Regions from separate parts of the Homo sapiens genome. Here region 2 is linked to region 1. A link is an interaction called in ENCODE POLR2A ChIA-PET data of the cell type or tissue named here. Cell type or tissue: Panc1. All regions are shown on one strand. Each heading gives the region's core, and the rest is flanking DNA. Links, peaks and the distances in the headings are about the cores only.

The links. Peaks named below come from ENCODE experiments on the same cell type or tissue, not always from the same donor. Only the 100,000 strongest peaks of a DNase experiment are listed, where the experiment ranks them.
Region 2: POLR2A ChIA-PET joins it to region 1 with 6 read pairs; 2 of 35 experiments call an interaction of 5 or more read pairs at or near these places.

Annotation. Positions count from the first base shown.
Region 1 is chr5:172,119,449-172,122,353 of GRCh38, forward strand. All of the region lies in intron 3 of STK10 (serine/threonine kinase 10), which reads right to left. Among named protein-coding and RNA genes, the nearest start is that of STK10, 67 kb to the right of the region's middle. In Panc1, for the core only: no CTCF peak of the experiment used is centred there; no DNase peak of the experiment used is centred there.
Region 2 is chr5:172,443,765-172,446,669 of GRCh38, forward strand. The region is part of intron 1 of SH3PXD2B (SH3 and PX domains 2B); the gene reads right to left. Among named protein-coding and RNA genes, the nearest start is that of SH3PXD2B, 9.3 kb to the right of the region's middle. RefSeq lists a silencer at 2,581-2,875. In Panc1, for the core only: no CTCF peak of the experiment used is centred there; no DNase peak of the experiment used is centred there; H3K27ac peaks cover 948 bases.

The sequences.
Region 1 (2,905 bases), core at 201-2,700:
TCAATGCCTGTAGTGCCAGCTACTTAGGATGCAAAGGTTGGAGAATCACTTGAGGCCAGGAGTTCAAGGCCAGCCTGGGCCACATAGCGAGACCCAGCTATGCTTGTAGCATTTATTATATTATAAACAAAATAGGCCAGGCGCGGTGGCTCACGCCTGTAATCCCAGCATTTTGGGAGGCCGAGGTGGGAGGATCACGAGGTCAGGAGATCGAGACCATCCTGGCTAAAACGGTGAAACCCCGTCTCTACTAAAAATACAAAAAATTAGCCGGGCGTAGTGGCGGGCGCCTGTAGTCCCAGCTACTCGGGAGGCTGAGGCAGGAGAATGGCGTGAACCCGGGAGGCAGAGCTTGCAGTGAGCGGAGATCACGCCACTGCACTCCAGCCTGGGCGACAGAGCGAGACTCCATCTCAAAAAATAAATAAATAAATAATAAATAAACAAATAATTCCCTCTAGCACAGCAAAGAGCTTGCTGGGCAGCAGGGGCAGGGGCTCAGCTGGAGGTCATCACAGTGGTCCAGATAGGCACCAAAGCAGAGAGGAGGAAAGCTGCTCAATGGACAGATTAGGGAGGTGGAGCTGGCGGAATGTGGAGGCGGTGGGAGGAGGGGAGTGAGAAGATTCCAAGGTGACAGCCTTGTGCTCTGCGTCCCACAGGACTGTCCTGATTGAGTCAACGTAGCTACCCAAGACCCCTGTGACCAGGGGAGCCACCTCCCTTGGCCTGCCAGGTTCCCAGGCTGTCGGCTTCTAAGCCTGGTCACCAAAGGGCACTGCTCCGAGTCTTCCCTCTGCCTACAACAGCACTGCTGTGTCCGGCTTGCCTAGTGGTGCCTGGACAGGAATCCACAAGGCTCAGCTCTCCCAGCCAGGCCCTCAGGAGTGGTATAATAGACATGCCAACCAGGAATGCAGGTACCAACTGCCCTGCTCTGGGAAGCCAGGCCCCAGACCAGGGCTCCTGGACCAGGGACCCTTCTCTCTGGAGTCCGCAAGCTGCCTGCCCCCTGTCCCTGTGGCCTCATCCTGAACCTCTGTGTCTCCAGCCAGGGGCCAGGATCAGAGCCTGCATGGGCTTCAGGACCACACAGACCGAGGCCGTACCCAGGTGCTGCCTCTCACTAGCTGTGTGGTTACTGGCAAGTCGCCCAAGCTCTCTGGCCCTTCATTTCCTGGTCTGTGAAATGGGATGATTATAATCGACATAGGCAGGGCTCCAGCCATCAGCCATGTTCAGTTCTCAGTGTGGAAAATAGGCAATAAAGGGGGATTATTGCTATGTTGGTTCTAAGATGAGTCCAGGGCTGGAATATGTGCCGCAATCTTTTTAATGGCAAAAATGTGTCTTGCTCATGTCTAATTTACTGATATAAATGAAATAGGAATGACAAAAATACTAATGATGATGATGAAGATAATTATGATCTAATCACCACCATTTTTGGAGCCCTTATAATGTGTCAGGCATGAGGATAAGGACACGGTGCATACTGTCATTTAATCCTCGCAGTAACCCAGTGAGGTGGGAAGGAGATACTCTTTAATTTTGTTTTTTGTTGTTGTTGTTGGGTTTCTTTCCTTTTTTTTTTTTTTGAGATGGAGTCTTGCTCTCTTGCCCAGGCTGGAGTGCAATGGTGTGGTCTCGGCTCACTGCAACCTCCACCTCCTAGGTTCAAGCAATTCTCCTGCCTCAGCCTCCCGAGTAGCTGGGATGACAGGCATGTGCCACGACGCCCGGCTAATTTTTTTGTACTATTAGTAGAGACGGGGTTTCACCATGTTGGCCAAGCTGATCTTGAACTCCTGACCTCAGGTGATCCACCCGCCTCGGCCTCCCAAAGTGCTGGGATTATATGCATGAGCCACTGCGCCCAGCCTAATTTTTTGTTTGTTTTTGTTTGTTTGTTTTAGACAGGGTCCCACTCTGTTGCTCAGGCTGGAGGGCAGTGGATCACGGCCCACTGCAGCCTCGATCTCCCAGGCTCATGCAATCTTCCCACCTCAGCCTCCTGAGTAGCTGGAACCACCGGTGTGTGCCACCACACTCAGCTAGTTTATAAAAAAAATTTTTGGCAGGGCGCGGTGGCTCACGCCTGTAATCCCAGCACTTCGGGAGGTGGAGGTGGGCAGATCACCTGAGGTTAGGAGTTCAAGACCAGCCTGATCAACATGGAGAAACCCCGTCTCTACTAAAAATACAAAATTAGCCGGGTGTGGTTGCACTCCAGCCTGGGGAACAAGAGCAAAACTCTGTCTCTAAATAAATAAATAAATAAATAATTTTTTGTTTTTTGGAGACAGAGTCTTACTACGTTGTCCAAGCTGGTAATCTTGGACTCCTAGCTGCAAGCAATCTCCTACCTTGGTTTCCCAAAGTGTTGGGATTACAGGCATGGGCCACTATGCCTAGCTAATATACTTTTTTTTTTTTTTTTAGACGACGTCTCTGTCACCCAGGCTGGAATGCAGTGGCGTGATCTTGGCTCACTGCAACCTCTGCCACCTGGGTTCAAGCGATTCTCCTGCCTCTCAGCCTCCCGAGTGGCTGGGATTATGGGCACCTGCCACTGTACCTGGCTAATTTTTGTATTTTTAGTAGAGATGGGCTTTCACCATCTTGGCCAGGCTGGTCTTCAACTCCTGACCTTGTGATCCACCCGCCGCAGCCTTCCTAAGTGCTGGGATCACAGGTGTGACCAACCATGCCCGGCCTGATACACTTTTTAAAGTCAGGATTATTGAGGTATAATTTACATATATAAAAAATTCACTTTTTTAAGGTATACAGTTTTATAAATTTTGATAAACATATTCAGTCATGGAACCCCCATCACAATTTAGATACAAAATCCATCCACCATCCTCCAAGATTCCCCTGTGACCTTTGCAGTAAACTCTTC
Region 2 (2,905 bases), core at 259-2,758, 320 kb after region 1:
TTGCCAGCACAGCGGGCGGGGGGCCATGCAATTCTGCTTAATTAAACAAAACAGAAAATACCATGCTTATGTGCTTGAAGGCAACTTTTCCATTCAGGACGGAGGTCGGGGCTGGGAAAGTGACTATCCCCTTATTACCAGTCAGTGATAGGCAGGGGAGCCAAAAGTGATCCTGGCAAACTGCTTCACCTTTCTAAGCCTCAGTTTCCACATTTGTGAAATGGGCTAATAACAGCATCCATGTAGCAGACATGTATTGTTTTTGCCTGTCCAAGCTCCATGCCCCCTTCTCCCAGCAACAGCGCCCTGAATCTCCTTCCACAACTATCCCTCTCACTACCAGTGATTTCAGTGGGACCGTCGATCTTAATATCCCACTCACACCTGGCCCATAGGGTCAGGTAATCCGGCTGGGCCAGTCAGAGTCTCTCCTGGATCTGGACTCTTGAGTGGCTAAAAGGTCTGAAAATGGATGGATCAGCTGCCTGCCTGGTGATGTCCTAATACCTACTGGAGTTCCCACTCCCTGGATGGCTCCAGCTGCCCACGTTCTTTCCAAGACTGGGTGCTGAGCTTTCCCCCTGATTCTGACAGCCCCACCTTTCCAATACATTCTGTTTGGCTTAAGTTAGCCAGGTCTGTTTCTGTCACATGCAATCCCAGAATCCTGACTAATACTCCTTATCTCACAGAGCTGCTATGTGGATTCAAAGACATAAAGCATGAAAAGCCTTGAGCACATAGTAAGCGCTTAGACAAATGATAGCTCTTCTATACTGTTAAGAATAAAAAATTACTATTGAATCTTGAGAACAAAACAAATTTGGAGTTATTTAATTGCCCTGGAATTTCAGGATTACTACTGGCTTGCAGAGTCCCCTCTAATAACCTTCCCTCTCTCCCTCCATCTCCACTGTCTGCACATGGCTCATTTGGACAGGGGCTCCTGGGTCTGTCTGTGCTCTGCTCCCTGGATTCACCCATGAAGGGCTCTTCTACCCACCCCTCAAGTTGGGGAAGTGCTTCTGAGCACCAGCTCCTCCCGCTACTCCAGTGACTGCCTCTGGCCCCGAGCCCTGGCCTCAGCCTTCGTGTGCTGTACTGGAGCTATGGCCTTCCTGGGGGGGGACCATGCCTTCTCTCCTGTGGTTCTCAGGTCAGCCAGGAGCCCCCAGGTCCTTCTGGCCCCTCTACCCACAGAGCTTCATCTCCATTATTCAAACCTCTTCTGCTTTTTCAAACACGCCATGTGCCAGGGTTTCCATTTCTTTGCCCTCCTGTTCTCTCTACCTGTAACTCCTTCACCCTTGCCCACTTGGCAGCATCCCTCCCATGCTTTGTGACTGGCCTCAGGTCACCTCTGCAGTGCTGCCTTCCCCAGGACCAGGTCCCCCAGAAGCCCAGGGCACCTGTCTGCCTGTCAGGACACTGACCTTCTTGAGGTCTCAATCCCTGCTTTGTCTATCCACATGTCATCTCTGTCGCCCAGGCTGGAGTGCAGTGGCGCAAACATGGCTCACTGCAGCCTCCATCTCCTGGGCTCAAGCGATCTTCCTGCCTCAGCCTCTCAAGTAGCTGGGATTGCAGGCGAGAATCATCACACCCAGCTAATTTTGTGGATTTTTAGTAGAGATGAGGTCTCACTATGTTCCCCAGGCTGGTATTGAACTCCTGGGCTCAAGCGATCTTCTCGCCTCAGCCTCCCAAGATGCTGGGATTACAGGCGTGAACTCCCATGCCCAGCCCTTATAATGAAGGCTTCTTGGTGGTGGTTGCTGTTTTTCCAAAGTGGTAGCTCTGGCAGCTTTGCCAGATAAAGAATAGGATGACCAGTAAAATCTGAATTTCGGATAAACAACAAATAATTGTTTCTCATAAATATGTCCCAAATATTGCATGTTTATTTGAAACCGAAATTGAACTGGGCATTCTGCATTTTCATTTGCTAACTCTGGCCACCCTCAGCCCTGGGAAAGCCTGAGACAGGGCTGCAGAAGCAGGCAGGTGAGCTCTGCCCACAGCCCCTCCTCCCTTTACCACCTGAAGAAGACCCTGGGCTGAGAGTCATGCCCGCCTGCAGGTGTGCATCTGGGCCAGCAAATAAGGGAGGAGAAAGTCCTGCAGTTTGGAGAATGGGGCAGAGGCCGATGGCTTGTGGCGGAGCTCAGGTCCGCAGGCTTCTGCAGAGGCAGAGTCCGGAGGAGGCAGCCACACGAGCCCTGCCCCCGGCCCACTGCTGGAGGCACTGAGCCTCCTGAGTCTGTCATGTCAGCTGGTTCCCGTGTCACGTCAGTGGGCAAAGGATGCCAGCTCCACCCAGGGGCCAGCTGACCCCCCCGACAAGGGCTCTAGGATAGGGACCACAGAGCCTCGGCTTCTGGGCATTACCCAGGCCAGCAGCACCCCTCCTCAGGCATTCTGCATAAAAGCTCATTGGATCTCCCCAACAAAGCCCCCTACTGCCCAGAGAAGGCTCAGGGCCAACAGTGAGTGAATGACAGAACCAAATTAGAACCCAGGCCCTGCCTGCAGAAGCCACATGGCCTTCTCAATAAACCTGTCTTCTCTTTTGGCCACTTGTGGGTGCTCACAACTCCCTGGTTGAACCCACCAGACTAACAGGCTGCTCGGGGGGCAGTGGCTCCCTTTCCTGCAGCTGCAGGGACCCACAGCTGGCTTCATCGCCAAGAGGAAGGGGAAAACTGAGTCATGCAAAGCAAGACTGCTCCCCTGACATTCCCGCTACCACAGCTCTTTCTCCGAGGAAAAAAGGATGCACAATTTGCAAGCAGGACGTGAGTGTCACGGCGGGAACGGCACAGTCCCTCTAGCCTTCCTTGTTTGGCAGTGTGATAACTGGGCTGCTTGCCGACTTGCCTGCACCTCCGGTGGGAGGCAAGAGGAT